Linked DNA regions of Homo sapiens: region 1 is linked to region 2. The links are chromatin loops, found by intact Hi-C in ENCODE. Cell type or tissue: ovary. All regions are shown on one strand. Links, peaks and the distances in the headings refer to the core of each region. The heading gives the core; the rest is flanking DNA. Region 1 holds the start of LOC107987039 (a long non-coding RNA gene). Region 2 holds the start of LINC02247 (long intergenic non-protein coding RNA 2247).

Region 1 (8,315 bases), core at 291-8,290, 62 kb before region 2:
GGTAAAGCTGAACGTCTTGGGGGTCTTTGGGAAGGGGCCCTGGGAGGAGGAGCTGTGACATCTGTTTTGGGAGCTGAGTTGGGAAAGGGTCAGCGCTGGGTGGTGGAGCCTGTGGATGGTGAGCTGAGATGCCTCAAAACCTTCACTGGGGTAAGTGGGGGCCCAGGAATGTTGTCAGGCAAGGGGATCGTGGGTTAGCCCCTGTCTTTTAGGAGTCTGTGATGAACTGGGGTAGGAGAGATGGGCATAGGGCCCTGAGCACTTAAATGACCACTCACCCTGTGAAAAAAGTCTTGGAGTCTTCCTCGGCCTCTGGGGAGTGGCGTCTCCTCTGGGTCACCTGTGGCGCTGCTCTCTGCCTTTTAGCTGGGTGGCTGTTTGATGGCTAAGAGGTCCTGCCCGCGTGCAGCCACATCAAACCTTAAGCCCAGGGGCACCCTGAAGCACCACACTCTGGGGCAGTGGAAGGCATTCGGTTGCCCAGAGCGTTGGAAGCTGCTCCTGGAGCACCAGCCCTGCGGAGGGAGCTCTGTCAGAGCTTCCCGAGGAAAGGGCCCTGGGGTCCGAGGTCTCAGGAATCCTGGTTCAGGTCCAACCCCATCTTTACCGAGAGACTTCCTGAGCCTTGATTTCGCACCTGCCTGGCCTCCTGCCAAGCCTGCTCAATATGCCTTGTTCTTCAAAATTTTGCCACTCCAGGACTTGTGCCACTCTGCCACTTGGGCAGGGACCCCCTTTGGGTGGGGTTAGCCTATGCCTGCCTTCACCTCCTGCGGGAGAGCAGGCAGGGAGGCCCCGGCTGTCTGGATGGGGGCTGGGAGGGAGAGTCTGGCTGTCCAGCGCTCCGAGGCTCAGCACCGAGACTACACAGCCTGCCTGAGCCTCCCAGCAGCCTGCGAGGTCCGTGCTGCAAGGGTGGGGGCTATACAGAGCAGGACACTGAGGCACACAGAGGTTCCCCCATCCAGGCGACTGCAGCCTCTCCCCAGCCTGGCCCTTCGCAGCCTTACTTACGGCCGCGGGCTGGAAGAGGGACAAACATGTACTTCCCACTCCCGCCCCCGGGTCTTGCGGCCTCTCTGGTGGCCTCTTTCCTTGATGGCCTGGGTCACCCCACCCCCTGCCCTTGGCTGCTCTGTCTTTGGGATGCCACTGGGTCCTGGGAGGGCCGTTCTGTTGTCGCCTCCCACCTCGCCCCTCTGGCTCAGCGCTCTCATTCTCCTCTCTCTCCCTCAGCAGCCCCCTGGGGGTCTTTGCCTAGAGAAATTTCCCCAGGATCCATCCACGCGTCAGTGTTCATTCTCATAGGCCCTGGCATCTGAGCACCCTACCCTTCTCCCCGCGGGTCCACCGCCTGAGCAAGGCCCGCCTTCTATAAGGCAAGGGTTCTGCTGGGTATTTGAGGCAAGGGGTGGGGGTTGCTGGAGTCCCACCCCGGGATGCTGGGGCCCCCTCCCCAAAGGGAGCACCTTCTCCTCCCTCTGCAGGGCGAATGCATGGCTTTGGGGAGGGACGCCAGCCTCACAAAGTCCTTCATGTCCAGTGTAATGGCTGAGGAGTTGACCACCCTGCCGGGGCCTTCTGAGGACGGGTGGGGCAGGACCTGGGGCTGTGCCCTGAGGCAGAAGGAACCCCTCTCACAGGTGCAGAGGGAGGAGCTCAGGTGCCGGCTGGGCCTGGCCAATGCCCACCCTGCCTCCTGTGCATGCCCAAGCACACCCCTGGCTCTCTGGCCGAACCCACCTCCCCTCTCCCTGCCACTCCACGCTGGGTCCCTGTCCCCCTTCCTCCTTTCTCCCCTTTTGTGGGGGGTTTAGCTGAGTCTTTGTCCCTGAGATTTAGCTCTTGGGACCCTGGGTTCAAAGCCCTGTCCCTTTACTGACTGTGTGACCTTGGATGAGTTTAGGTGACCTCACCTGGTGTCGTGGGGCCCAGCTCCTGGGCGATGGGGTCTGTGGCACCCAGCGACGGTAGGTCTAGGGTGCTGTGCAAGCACTGTGGGCTGAGGGACGGAGGGACAGCCAGTCCTGTCCTGTGAACACCTGGTCTGTGGGAGGAAGATGGTGTGGGCCAGGGGTTGGGTCCTACTGCTGTCTGGTTGGCATGGCTGTGCCACTTTCTCATCTCGTGGCTTCAGCCCACCCCCCACCGGCTGGAACAAGGCTCTCGTTGCCTTTTGGGAAGAGAGGTGCCCAGGTGTTAGGCCTCTGAGGGCCAGGACAGCGCTGGACACATGAAAGGGTCCTTACTGCATTCCTACCACCCGCAGTCCACCCAAGGCTTAGGACTTGGGGACAGGTCAGGGCACACCCCCCAACCCCAGGCCTTTTGGTGCTTTAAGTGGGCTGGGGCTGCTAGAACCCAAACCGCAGTGCCTCCCTCTCTCACTGGCCACTTTAGAAAGTGGATTTATTGGCCTTGTGGTTTCTGAGCGGTTTTGGCTCACAGGTGCCCAGAGCTCAGCCCGGCTGTGGAGTCCCCCGCCAGTCGCTGGGAGCCAGAGGGGTGGACAGCCTGGCAATCCTAACACTGGCTGGCCCTGGCTCGACACCCAGTTCCCAGCTGGGCCTCTGACTGGGCCGTGTCCCGCTGCAGCCAGGTGGGAGGATGCTCCTGTGCCCCCAGGGGCTGCCCCCGACGGTTCGGCTGGGGTCCTGGGGTTGGCTGTTCCAGTGCCCTCTGGCTCGCGGCAGCCCCAAAGCCAGAGCCCGCTACTGGTTATAAGCTCAGACGTGGGGAGGCGTCTACCCCATGTAGGGAGCGGCGGGCCGTTGGGGGCCAGGGCTCTGCCCTTCCCAGCTAGATCCGCCTCTTCCCAACCACGAAGGCAGGGCAGGGCCTAGGTCAGGACAGGCAAAAATGGGGGCATCCTGCTCTGCAGCTTCCCACCTGCCACCTTGGAGGGACACCCTCTCTCTAGGGTTCGGTCTTCTCCTGCCTCATAGGGTCCATTCGGTCACTCACCAGGCATTAACTGGGCACCTACTGTGTGCTTGGTGCAGCTCCAGTCCCAGTTCTTGTTGGTCCAGTCCCCACTCCACCTCTCACTTTACCTCCTGCCATGCTTCTCCCTCTGGGGAGCCTTCCTGTCCTCCCCACCCCGAGTCGGGCCCAATGTTCTGCTGTGGCTCCCTGGTCATGCGTGTGTTTCTCCCCGCAGCTCGACACCTCCCAGGTGTCTAGGCAGGTCCTGGTCTGCCCGTCCCTGGGCGAGGGCCATTTCCACGCGGGGTGCTGCCTCCGAGGCTCATGGGTGTTGCTGGGTGAATGATGGTGGGCTTAGGGCCAGGGGGACTCGAGGAGGTTGGCAGGGTGAACCTGATGCCCCTGCTGATGCCATAGATGCGGGCAGTGCCAGGCACCTTGCCTGGCGGCACAGACTCTGGGAGGGGAGGCCACCCAACAGCTGGCGACACTGGGCCTTGGAGGGTAGAGCCACTCGCCAGATCGACAGAGGGTGCCGGGGCTGATCTGGCCTCGGGACTGGTCCCTGTCACTAAGGCTGGCCTTGGCATCTGTGCTGCATGGAGGCCACACCTCCCCAGTGCCTGGCCGATCCCCAGGGGAGCTCCGTGTGCCCTCAGCACCATCATTACGGGGTGGAGTGGTCCTAGAGGAGCTAAGGACCGCCCCGTGATGAGGTTCTGCCCTCAAAGCGTGCTGCTCGCCAGGCTCCGTGCAGCTGTGTAGATGAGGGTCCCATTCTCCACTGACCCTTTGGTAGCTCTCTGCAGAGCTGGGCTCCCGGCTCCTTCCTATCCTTGGGGGTGCTCGGCAGCCCCGGCTGAGAATGACGTTAATCAGGGTTTCCTCCTGGCTGGTTCCAGGAAGATTCAGGGTGAGGAGGGAGGGGCTGTATCCGCACTCAGGAGCCCTGCGTCTGTGCAGACAACCTGCAGACACAGGCGGACCTGGGGCCCTTCCACAGCGTGCACACACGTGCGCCCGCAGACACCACATCTGCCCATGGAGGCCATGGTATGGGGCACACATGCCGGTGGGGCTGTGGGCAGCCTGCGTGCCCCCTGTTGCCGCCCCCCACCCTGGCAGCTGGGAGCCTCCTTTTGCAACTCTCACATTTATTTTACAGTGCTCTGCATCGGCAGAAGCTTTCAAAACACTTTCTGCTTGTTTACCGAGCTGTGCAAGAACATTTTGTCTCCACTCCAACTTAGCCTTCCTTCCAGAAGGATCAGGAACGTGCCCATCTCCAAGCGGCGCCAGCAGTGGCCCCAGCTTCTTAAAGGGCCAGCTGGGCTCACCTCAGAGGGGGCAGTGGGGGCTTGGACAGAGGCCAACAGGCCGGTCTCTTGCCACCCTCAGGGACTGCCGGCCGCTGACACTGGGCTCCCGGTGAAATGAAGCGTTAAAGGGTTGGAGGCTGGGAACCAGCGCTGGGGTGACTGGACAGGCTGCCTTTCACCCTGGCAGAATGCTGAGGGGATTGCAGAGAGGACAGCCTCGAGTTACTACCTTGTAACCTCAATTTGGCAAGATTGCCCTGCCCGGGTACCCTCCGCTTGGCTGCTCCCTGAAGCAGGGCCAGGGTTATGGGGGCAGTGGGGACTTCTTTACTGTTCCCATCTGCTGAAGGCCTGGGCTGCGGGACAGGCCCCTGCACACGGGGCTCATGAGGCAAACCCCGGCTGCTCCCCAGGTGACCTCCGCTTTGGCAAGGGCCAGCTGACCCCCCTGTCCCCAGGGCCAGCACAAGTTCTGTCCTGCAGCAGGGCCTCAGTGGAGGTGGTGGAGGGAACATCTCAAGGGGCTGGGCCTGGCTGCCTGACCCTGCGTGCTGGGGGTTCCGGCTTCCCCGGGAAGGCAGAGCTGCTGGGTGGGGAGGGGCTGCCTGCCTGAGACCCAGTTCCCCTCCTGCCCTCCCCTGGGGCTGTTGGTAATTTGTTGGAAATTTGGAGAAGCGACCTTTGTCTTGGCTGTCTCACATGGCATCATCCTGGAGCCCCTTCCCCTGCCCAGCGATCCCCCACCCCCCTCCAGTTTCCAGCCTTGACAATGGCCTGTCTTGACCCCCAGTGCTGCTCACCAGCAACGCCATCGAGAGCCCCAGACCTTTCCCTTCACCCCCTCCTGCTCCCCCGGGCCCTGCTGCCTCCTGAGCTCATGGCCCATTTGGACACTAGCTTTGTGGATGCAGCTCCACCGCAGTTGATATTAAGGAAATGAATATTGAATTCACCATGGTCCTCCAAAGTCTGAGGAGGTTTTTCAGGGAAACACACATATCCCAGGAAGACACGTAGGAGATGGAAAAGTAGAGCCAACCCCAGAGGGCAGGATTAGGTGAGGAAACAAGCAGCCGTGACCATGTGGTTGGACTTGAGTGCAATGTTGAGCTTCCTGGCAGCCAGGGCAAAAAGGGAAATGTGACTGGAGAGGGGCTCTCTCTGTTCATGAGAGGTCTTTTATGACATTATTTGTCAGAGGATCCTTAACTCCGGGCCTGGAGGAGCACGTAGTACGAGGCAGACGCAGACCAGATTCCTCCTGGGGCTCTTGCTCCTAGAGCAGTTGTGAGTGGGGCTGCCCTCGCTTGAGGGTTCAAGCTGTGAGGATTTGCCATCGGCAGGGGAGGAGGCTCTGCGGGGTTGAGGGTCCCTGAAGCCACAGAGCCTGGGTGTGGTGAGCCCCTGCATGTGTGAGCGGATTCACAGTGGTCACTGTGCTCTGGCCCCCCAGGGGCTACTCAAGGACCCCTGGACCTCTCTATGAGATGAGAGCTGGGAAGGCAGTTGGCAGACTAGCTTCGGGCCCTGCCTGGCCACCTGACCACCGTGAGGACTTGGGTGGGTTCCGCCCCTTCTGGGCTCCTGAGTCTCTCACCCCTGACCCACACTGTGAAATAGGAAGGGCAACCCATGCCGACTCTGGCCCTGCTCCCTGCCAGTTTGTGCCCGGGAAACAGGGCACTGCCTGGTCTCGTGGCTTCCTGCCCCTGCCCACGGCCACGGCCGCCTCTCACATCCTGGCACTCCGCCTCGGGCTGAAGGCAGACTTCGCTGTTCCAGAGTTGCTTAAGTAGAAAGTAACCGGCCCAGGTGTCAGCATCTTGTTAACCTCCTTCAGCCCAGGCTGTGACACTGGGAGACACAGGGCCCAGACACCAGAATGGGCAGAGAACCGGTTCCTGGAAGCGGGGAGGGCCCCAGGCCCGCCGTCCTCACCCCCACAGGGTGCCACCAGAAGCCCACCCTGGCAGCTGCCCTGGCTCTCCACCCACCTCTGCGGCCCCCACTCCGGTGCAGCCCATTCCTCAGCAGGATGGGATCGCTGTGTCTCTAGGGCCTCCAGACCCTCCTCTGAGGCAGAGCTGTGTGATTCCTCCCTTTCTCCTGGCACTTCCAGCCTTAATGGTTTTGAAAGATCCCATTTCTCCCGCCTGCCGCCACCCGTCAGGAGCCTTTCCTCTCGCTACCTCCTGTGCGTTTTCTCTTCTAGAAAGTCCCTGTGGGCAAGGTGCGGCGGCTGTGACCCAAGCAGGTGAGGGTGGCTCCAGAACACCCCAAGTCCCTCTCTCTGCCCTCAGATATGAGCCAGGGTCTGGGCTGGGCCAAGCTTCCAGCTCCCCAGCTGCAGCCAGGCTGGCCTGACCTGTGGCCCTGTAAGGCCTCTGGGACCTCCACTGTGCCCAGGAATTGGGTCTTCCCTGTCCATTCACAACCAGCCGCCAACACACAGGCCTCAGCCCTCCTGCCTCCTCCTGGAGAGTGTGGCCGGGCTCCCCACCTGTCCTGAGAGCAGGGGCTGCCCTGCCCTCCTCCAGAGCCCAACTGTGTGGACCTCAGGGTGGATGCTTCAGGCAGAACACCTGCAGGGGGCCAAAGGCACAACATCAGCACAGCCTGTTGGGAACGGAGCCCTCGGTGGTGCGCACAGGCCGGGGTCCCCTTTCCCTGGGCTGCAGCCTCCAGGGGCGGGTGGCCATGGGATGCAGCAGAGCTCAACACGGCTGAGCCCATAGCTTTGAGTCAGTGCCTGTGCAGGCCTGGACAGGTGACTGGCCCCGCGCCTGGGCTTCCCCGCTGGAAACGGAACGGAGGTCTGCCCAGTGGCTTGCAGGTGACTGTCAGACGCTGGCAGGTGGCCCTGGCTGGGATGCTGAGGTCCGGAGCAAGCTCATAGATTCCTTTGGGGCCTGGAGCAAATCAGAAAAGCAGGAGCCCTCACCTCCGCCACACACTTCTCAAGGAGTGGAGTGGGCGCGCTTCCAGAGCCCGGGCTGCTGCAGGCTACTGGAGAGGGGCTTGCTCCATCCCCTCTGGCCCAGCTGTGGAGGATGCATTAGGAGGAAGCATCGACTCTTCCTTAGGCCTGGAGTCACCTCCCTGTCCTCCTCGGCTCTCCTTGGATGACAGGTCAACTCCTGGCACCCTCTCGCCTCCGGCTTCCTCTCCTCCTGCCCTTCCCTACACGGCAGCCAGAAGGATCTTTCTAGAACACAAATCTGATCACGCTGCTTAGGACGGCGTTGCCTCCCATGCCTCTGCATGGCCATCCAGAGAATGAGTCCCCGGGAGACCCCACGTCGTCCCTCTTCCCGCCATACCCTTGGCCCTGCCGCCCACCCCTCTGCACCTTGGCATACACACCCCTGTCCTCTGGTGCCCCTCCTCCCCTTCCTGTCCAGCACGCCCGCCTTCTCCAAGTGCAGCTCTGATGTTGCCTCCCTCTGGAAGCCTCCTGGGGTCCCTCCCTGACACAGGGGCAGGCCCTCCCCCTGCCAGTAGCGGCTATGGAGTCCCAGAGGCGCTGTGGGACTGTGCTTTGACTCCCCCCACTGTGAGCTGAGAGCCCCCGAGGAACCAAGCCTTAGCCCAGGGTGTCCTGGGCCAGGCAGGGGCTGTCAGGCTGCCGGGCCCTCGGTGCCAGTCTCTTGTGGCTGGCACTGCCATGGATGGCCAGGGCGGGCACCCACCTTCCCAGTGTCTGGGGTCACGCGTGGCCCATCTCAGAGGACTTCACCCCCCCACCCCCCGTGAATGTCTATTTCCGTTTCCATGGCAGTGCCCTGGGAGCCAGGGCTCCTGCTCCTGGGCTGTACTTTTCCTCGTTGCTGCCTCTTGTCCTGCTGCCCTGCTGCCTCCACTGTGCCCTTGAGGGTCTGGGACGCCCTTGAGCCCCAAAAGATGGGGCGCTGTGGAAAATCCACACGGTCATGCCTGGGGCTTCCCTGCCTCTCTTTTCCTGGCTACACAATGCCCTGGAACTGCAGCCCTGTTCTCCCTGCAACCCCCACCCAGTGAAGCCTCACCCCTCCCCACCGCCCCTCCTCTATCCCGACCCTGCCTGGTGCTCTG
Region 2 (8,315 bases), core at 30-8,029:
GGCGATCCAACAGCCCAGCTGCTAATGGCAGAGAGGAGAATGATGTTATTGCTTTGGGGACAGGGAGGGGGCAGGGTGGGCCTCCGTCTCCCACCCAGTTCCCAGTAAGGGGTGGACAGTTTCTAGAAGAGAGTGGGGTGGGGACGGGATGAAGTATCATTTGTGTGAGCATGTGTGGGGCACATGTGTGTTTGTGGGTGCACACGGATCTGCAGATGTGAGGGAATATGGGGGTGTACACAGCCTGTGGGGTGCACTTTGTGTCCTAGACACTGGTGTGTTACGTGCCCTGGTGCGTCTGAGGCCACCCACAGGCCTGTGCAAATGTGTGCCCAGAAACATACTTGACATATGTGCTCGAGGATTTGCACAAGGACCATGGACTTGAGGGAGTTTGGGGCACAACTAAGCTGGACAGGGAACCCTAGGTCTGTCACAAACAGCCTCTCACCTGAAGATAGTGGACATGGCAGAGCTGCTGTCACTGTCACCTTCACCTTCTGTGAGGACCAGTGCAGAGAGTCCAGCCCATTGCATAGGCTCACAGGCACCGTCGTCAGTGCATGGAGCATGACCCTCGTTCAGCTTCGTCCACCGTAGCTTTGCTTAGGAGCGTGTGCTGGGGTGGCACATTACTCAGGGCTCTTCGGAGAAATGAAGCAATAGGACGTGAGGAGGCTTATTGTAAGGAATTGGCTCACACAATGATGGAGGCTGAGAAGGCCCCACTCTCTGTCTGCACGCTGGAGACCCAGGAAGCCTGCTGGTGGCCTTCGATCAGATCCTGATGGCCCAAGAGCCGGGACCACCAGTGGTGTAAGTCTAAGTCCCTGGGCAGGAGATGACCCATGTCCCATCTCAAGTAGGCAGGACGACAAAGCCCATTCTCCTCTCCTCGGCCTCTGCATTCTATTCAGGTCTTTGCCAAGTCGGGTGAGCCCACCCACAATGGGGGACACCTGCTTTCCTCGGTCCAGCATTCAAATGCTCATCTCCAGAAACACCAGCAAGGACATACCCAGAAATCACTTCAACCAAACATCTGGGCACCCCGTGGCCCAGTCAAGTTGATACGTAAAATTAACCACCCCAGGTGGGTTGGGACACAAACATGTGGCCACTTGTCCCTGCTGGTGTGGGCTTGGGTGTGTGTGTATAGGTGTGTGAGAGCCCCTCAAGTTTCCTGGAGATGGACACATGTCCTCCTACATGCAGTTCTACACATGTGTGCATACCTGTCTCCACTGCAGTGTGACCAGGAGTGTGCGCGTACTCATGAGTACTGCTCTGGGTGGTGTGTTTGCACACTTCCGGGCTTGTACACCACACCTGTGCATGCAGGAGTGTGTGCACACAGGCATGTTTGTGAGGGCCCAGTACAGCATCTCTAGGGACCACCGGTCATTGCTGTGGGTCCTTCCCTCTCAGCCCCAGAAGGTTCACCAGTGGCCCAGACTTCTCTATGCAGGAGACACTGTGTGGACATTGAGGTCCTGGCCTCCCCTGGGGTCTTGCTGGGCCTCAAGGTGCCACTGGGAAAGGGGATCGCAGCCTCAGACAGGAAGGCTCGGCTGGGGTAAGGGGTGTGATGAACTTTGGGATGGCCAAGGGGCTACCAGGGAAGTGCCCTCTCTGCCTGAGACCTCATCACAGAGTGAGTACAGACATGAATAGAATTGGGGTGTCCTGGGGCCTTGGAGCCCTATCCCTAGCCCTCAAGGGAGGGCTGGCAGCCCACGGTGGCCTCCTCCACCCACTGCTGCCCTTCATGGAGGAGTCAATAAAGGCCCTGCCGGGATGGCACCAACATGTTTACTTCCCGCCCATGGTGCTAAATTTGTCCCTGGTGTACAAGGACGCTCAGTCTCATCAAAGGCCAAGAGCCTGCACCTGGAGCTCCTCCCAGCCAGTGCCGCAGCCACGGGGTGGGGCTGGCACCCAAGCCTCTCCTCCCCCAGGGAAAGACCAGAGACAGCCATCACCCCACTGGGCCGAGGCCTGCACGCGGCTGCTCTGGTTCTTTTCTGAGGGCCGGCAGAGGCAGCCGCAGCCTTTTGGAGCCTCTAGCATCAGGCAGGGCTGTGCTGAAATCCAGGATGGGGGCTTTGGGCAGCTTGCTTCACCTCTTGGTGCCTCAGTTTCTCCACCCCTGCCTTGGAGGCTTGAGGACAGGCACCCGTGTCCACGGCGTGGCGGAGCTTGGCCATGGTGTGTGCTCTGTATGAGCGGCCCAGGCTGAGGCTGCTGGGGCTTGGGTGCCTCCAAGTTGCTCCTGGAGAAGGGGCAGGAGGGCAGCCTGGGAGTCCCTTCCACTCTGGGCCTGGGGTTCCTCTGCCAGGGCTGGGGAGGAGTCAGTGAGACGGGGCGGCCACCAGACAAATGCGCAGTGGACAACCGCACGTTGCGTGAATGCGTGAGCTCAGGCTCACCGGGCACCTGTGACAGGCTGGCTGCTGTCGTCCTCGGGACCCAGGCTCCACGTCTCCGTCTGTAGGCTGCCTCATTCCGGCCACCAGGACTCCAATAGTTACATCTGGAGTGCCCCTCCCCACACCCACCGTGAACCGTTCCTGAAATGCAACACTGCCCAGGACACATGTGCAGGTGGAGTGTGGCCAAACCCACGGGCCTGTCCTTGCCTTCTGAGTGTGGACCAGCCAGTGTGGACCGCCCGGATTCCTCCGGGCAAGGTGGCATCCGATGGGGCGCCTCCCTCCATTCCTGCGATGCTGAGCTCCAAGCTCACGCTGTGGATGGAGCTTTGGTGGACACCCCGTCCCCGATGGGGGCTTTGGGCACCTTGGTTTCCCCACCCCTGCCTTCAAGGCCTGGAAGAGACATCTGTGGCCACGGCGTGGTTGGAGCTTGGCTGTGGTGTGTGCTCCGTACCCAGCCCTCCCCTGCAGGACCCAGGGCCATCCCGGTGGGACCCGGGGATGCCCAGAGGGTTGAGGGGCCTGGCTCCAGGTGCCTAAGCCTGAGGCCAGCGTCTGGGACTGGGCCTTTCTGACAGTACAGGCCTCAGCCCCTCAGCACCCCCGCCCTCCCCGGTCCTTGCGGCCCCTCTCCATTTCAGCCCCTGTCCTTGTCACCATCTGGGTCCCTCTCTCTTGCCTACTCCATGTAGGTTACAAGGGCAGGGATCCCGTCTGTGTGGTTCACTGTGGGTCCCCAGCTACTGCAGGTGGCTGCCAAAAACTGGCTAAATGAATGAACGAAGGAAGGAAGGATTAATGGGCATGTCTGAGTCTGGAGCTTGGCTCTCCTGTGCTGTCTCTCAGTTCCCTCTGGGGCCTGACCTTCACCTTCAGCAGAGCAGCAGCTCCGGGTCTCCATGCGGTCACCACTCACCCCTGCGGCTCAGGCCCAGCCACCTCTGGGAAGCACACCCTCACCACCCCGGCAGTCCCAGGCCCTGGTCTCTGCTGCAGGTCGTTCCACCGCCTTGTCCTTGCAGTGCAGGCTGGGGCTCCTGGAGGGGGGACTATCCTTGTGGTTACCTTTGTCTTCATCTCCACTCCCCCCACAAAGCACCTGTGTGAGCCAGGCCTTGGAGGTAGCACGCGGGGAGAAGGGCAGGGCACGAGGTGGCCTGACGCTGCTGGACTCTGAAGTCTGTGCTCACCCCAAACACATGGCCAGGTCTGCAGTAAACCCCGAGGCACCCGAGCTAGAGCAAAGACTGGCAGGGTGGCTTCTGGAGGGGTGAAGCCAACTGGAGCTGGGCCTGGAAGGATAAGGGCGTTCCTAGGGACCCAGATAAAGGGGTTGGGGGAACTTGGGTGCAAAGGCAGGGAGACGGAGGGCTCAGTGACAGCCAGGACCCGGGGGGTGGCTGGGGCAGGCTCTGGCAGCCTCCAAAGCCATGGGAAGGAGCAGATGTCCCCAGGACCCCCACACCTGACGCAGCCGTAAGGGGCTGGTGGAGAGGAACCCTGGCCTCAGCCCCACCCGCAGGGGCTGCTTCTGCCCACGCCCTGCCCCCTCCACAGGCTTCTGTCTCTGCTTCCGTAGACTCTGTTGGCTCAGACTGCAGCCCTCGCCCTGCGCCAACCCCCCCAACCCAAAGTGGAAACAGATGTGTCTGTTCACGCACACGGAAACGCACACACAAGCCGCCTTCACGTCCAAATCCCCATTTCTGGGGAGAAAAATACAAGTGACAATAAGTATAAAGAGACGAAAAAATTTCCATTTCAAACAAGTGAAAGCAGTTTGCACTCCAGTGAGCCCGGGAGGAAGCGAGCAGCTGGCGGGGGAAACAACACAGCGCCAGCTTCCCAGCAAGCCTCCGCGGGGCCTGGTCCTGGCTGGTGCGCGGGTGTGGCCCGGGGGCTGGTCCGGGGCTGTCTCTTGCTCCGTCTGGGCATCACTTTGATTTCCAAGTCAGTTTGCTCCATCCACTGAGCTGGCTCAGGGAGCTCCTGCCGAGTGGGTGGTCCCCTTTCCCGGGCCACCTGTGAGGAATGTGAGTTGGAGGTCGAGTGTGCTGAGGCAGTGACATGGCCTGGGGTCCACACAGATGCCACCAGGCAGCTCGGGCCTCGCCTGGGCGGCTCCTCGGCCTTCCCTGGCCGGCGCACTGCAGCTTTGTCCACCCAGCGCCAGAGAGGGCTCCAGCGGGCGGGGCTGGGGCTGCGCTTTGCATCCGGAACAGACACGCTGCCTGCCTGTGGCCACCTCTCCTTCCCAGCCTGGCCGCAGCTGCGATGAACTCCTGGTGAACGTGGAGGGCTTCATAGGGCTGGCTTCCCCGGAAGCTCTCTGAGGACACTCCTTTCCTCGTGGCACCTCCAGGGGGTCGGGGTGTTTGCTGGGCTCCGCCTGAGCTGATCGGACCACAGTGAAAATGAGTGAGGGCACGGGTGGAACCCAGCAAACACCCCGACCTCCTGGGGGTGCCGCGAGGAAAGGAGTGTACTTGATAGGCCGTGTGCGTAACACGCTCAGGGCGACCTCTGGAACCCTAACCCTGGCTGGAAATGGAGCTTCCGGATGACTCTCGGGATTGTTTTCACAGACACCTGATCCCTGAGGACCTGACCCCTCCAGGTGGAGGCGGGTGACCTGGGTGGAGAGGGCCGGTTTCCACCGTTAGGAAGGGGTGGTCACACGGCGTGAGACGGGCTCGCTCCCCGGCCTTGGTGTGCCCAGAGGTAACTGAGACCACTCTCCAAGTCAGTGGTTCCAAGCAGAGAGGGATTCTCCCAGGGAATCTTTCAGGCAGCCCCAAACGTGGAGCACACAGATGAGGCTCCCCGCAGGTGGGGGTGGTGGGGGGCAGGGCCTTGCCCGGTGCACAGGCCAGCGGTCCACATTAGGGAAGGCAATCTGCTTTACTCTGCCTACTGAAATGTCAGTCTCTTCCAAAAACACCTTGAAGAAACAACCAGGGTAATATCTGACCCAGTATCTGTGCGCTGTGTGGCCTGGACAGGCTGGTTGACGCCTAAAGTGAAGCAACACACTTAGCTTTGCGATTGGATGACACAAACCCTCTCCCCGCCCGAGGCCCTCACCAATGCCGACGCCGCCCCACATCCCATCCCTTACCATCAGACAAGTGATTTTCTGAGGCGGACGATGGTGAAGACTTTGGGGGCCTTTACCTGCCTCTCGTGGCCACTTTTGTGATGCCTCGTAGTCCTCAGCTCCTGAAGACATGAACTCACGCACAGCCCAGGTGACTGACTGAGAGCTCGTTAGGAAGAAATCCTAAATCCCCCGAGGTGCCAGCCAGGAATGCGCCTGCCCCCGTGGGTGGAGAGAGGAGGGAGGTTCCTCGGGAGGGCAGCGTCCTCTGGGGAACGGGTCTGGCAGACACAGTCAGGTGTCCTCTCTGCTCTGCTCCCCTTCTTGCCACGCCCCCGCCGCTGCCCAGTCCGAGTGCCCACACCCAGGACTCCACTGGCCTCCAGCTCCCCTCTATCTCCACCAGCCTCCAGGTCCCCTCTATCTCCACCGGCCTCCAGGTCCCCTCTATCTCCACCGGCCTCCAGCTCTCCTCTATCTCCGCCGGCCTCCAGCTCCCCTCTATCTCCACCGGCCTCCAGCTCCCCTCTATCTCCACCGGCCTCCAGCTCCCCTCTATCTCCACCGGCCTCCAGGGCTTCTTCACACCCGACCATGGCCTGCCTCCCAGTCCTTCCGTGGCTCCACATTGCCCTGGATAAAACCCAGACTCAATGTGACTGACCAGACCCTGTGGGATTCGACTGTGCCCCTCCTGCACCCACTCCAACTCTGCCCACCAGCCAGACAAAGCCACCTGCTGCTTAGGATGGGCAGCGATGGGCAGCGTCCTTTCCAGCCCTTGCACCGGCCATTCCCTCTGCCTGGGATACCCTCCCTGCTCTCCTGACCCCAGTCATCCTTTAGGCTGTTACTGCTTCTGACCTCCCAGGCCTGGTAGGGGCCTTGCTTGGAACTCTTGTTGCCCCTGACACATCACATCCACTTACAAGGACAGGGGTCATATCAAATTAGGCCTCCCCAACACCAGCATGACCTTATTTTAATGAGTCACACCTGCCATGACCCTATTCCCAAATAAGAGCACAGTCTGAGGTGCTGGGGGTAGCGGCTGCAACGTATCTTTTGCCAGGGAGCAAAGGCACCCCCATAACAGGTGGTTTTGAGGGTGAAAGTGCAAATGTTCACAAAAGCATTGCCCTGACCTGGTTCTAGACCTGGGAGGGGGAGCTGGGGGTGTCACCGTGTGGTTCCGCTTCCTGATGGGCCACGTGGCTTCGTCTCCTGGGGGTGGCACTGGGAGACTCCTGGGGAGCACCCACCTCCAGGCAGCTCTGCCTTTTCCCCAGCACCAGGACGCAGACCCCGGCTGCCCATGCGCCACTCCCTACCGGCTGCTGGGACCCATCTCTGATGCTCCATCTTTGCAAAACCAGCAGGACGGTGCCTTGCACCCCTCCCCCGAGGTGCAGCTGGAGTCTGCAGCCCTGCCCTGGGTCTGCAGCCCACCTGGCTTGGCGCTGGACACCGCCTCTGTAAGGAGCTGGGAGGCAGGCACTCCTCTGGTGCTGAGGCTGCTGTGGTATTTGAGGGTGCAAAGGCCGGTGGCGGGGGGGGGGCAGGCCCAGGGGAGGTGCGGTGTCTGCGGGTGCATCTTCTTCCCACAGTCCCCCCACTGAGCTCCGCCTTCCCTGGCCCAGGAGCCATGGCCCCCAAGTCCCTTTCATCTTCCCTGTTCCAGGGCTCGGGGACGAAGGACAAACAAAGGCGTCTGCGGTATCATTTTTCTCCCGGTTCACCCTCTGGCCCACCCTTTTCTTCCTTTTATAATGTATTTTAATAGGGTCGACCAAGACGGATGGCCCCGAACTGGGATGGGCGGCGCCTGTCCCCGCCCGCCCCGGCCCCTGAGCCTGGCACTGTGTGCCTGGAGCCAGGACGGACAAAGCCAGCAGGAGGAGGAGCGCGCGGGGGCTGGAGGCAGGGCGCCCGCTCACTGCCCTGGGGTCTCCTTGAGGACCTGGTCTGTGGCTTCCTGGGGTGCTGGACCCTAATTCCAAACTGCCCCCTGCTCCTGCCTGCCCCAGTAGGGCCCCCCAGCAGTCAAGAAGGCCATATACGGGGCTAGGGAGTCTGGCCCCATGCCCAGCCTTAGTGTGGGAGCCACAGAGGGGACCCCCAAGCCCACCACGTTCCCTGGCTGAGAGGTGGACGGACACACAGCACACCCACACGAGTCTTTGTTCTTTTTAGGATGCATGTGATCTCTTATTTAAGCTGTAGTGGGCTCCTCATCCACTCCTCGTGTTCCTTCCCCATCAACTCAATTATTCACATCCCTGTTAATGACACAGATGTCATTATCCCCATTTCACAGATAAAGAAACTGAGGAGCAGGGATTGAACAGCCGGTGAAAGGCCGAGGCAGCATCCCAGCCCCCAGCCCCTCAGAGGGGCAGCAAGAAGGATTCACCGCACTCTTCAAGTCCAGGGCCTTCAGCCTCCCAGGCCCGAGGGCCTCTGCTGTGCAGTGCTAGGGGCAAGTGGGCCTCCCTGACCCTTGGCTTCTTGGAGTCTTTGGCAGTGTCATGTAACCCCACCCCTCATGGGGAGGCTGAGGCTGGGAAGGACCGGGGACCCGCCCACCACACCTTTGAGTATCAGGAAAATGGGGCTTGAAATGGCGGCTCACGTTTCTGGGCCGACCCTGCCTCTTGCTCCAGGAAAGAAACTACTTTTGAAAATCCAAAGGGCTGTCCGCAAAGAGGTCAAGTCACACATGAAACCAAATCCAAATGGAAACACAGGGATTGATGTTTCCCTTAACAAGAGACTTGTTCCTC

The links. Peaks named below come from ENCODE experiments on the same cell type or tissue, not always from the same donor. Only the 100,000 strongest peaks of a DNase experiment are listed, where the experiment ranks them.
Region 1: it touches region 2 in a loop (4-fold over the local background); 3 of 110 quality-filtered maps call a loop at or near these places.

What each region holds. Positions count from the first base shown.
Region 1 is chr9:134,227,246-134,235,560 of GRCh38, forward strand. It overlaps LOC107987039 (a long non-coding RNA gene), which reads right to left and starts at 961. Exons shown (of 3, transcript XR_001746583.1): 1 at 279-961. In ovary, for the core only: no CTCF peak of the experiment used is centred there; DNase peaks (open chromatin) are centred at 3,867, 4,216, 4,549 and 5,906; H3K27ac peaks cover 705 bases.
Region 2 is chr9:134,289,758-134,298,072 of GRCh38, forward strand. It overlaps LINC02247 (long intergenic non-protein coding RNA 2247), which reads right to left and starts at 5,640. Exons shown (of 2, transcript NR_146518.1): 1 at 5,554-5,640; 2 at 4,174-4,829. RefSeq lists an enhancer at 5,370-6,091. In ovary, for the core only: no CTCF peak of the experiment used is centred there; DNase peaks (open chromatin) are centred at 4,278 and 4,650; H3K4me3 peaks cover 471 bases.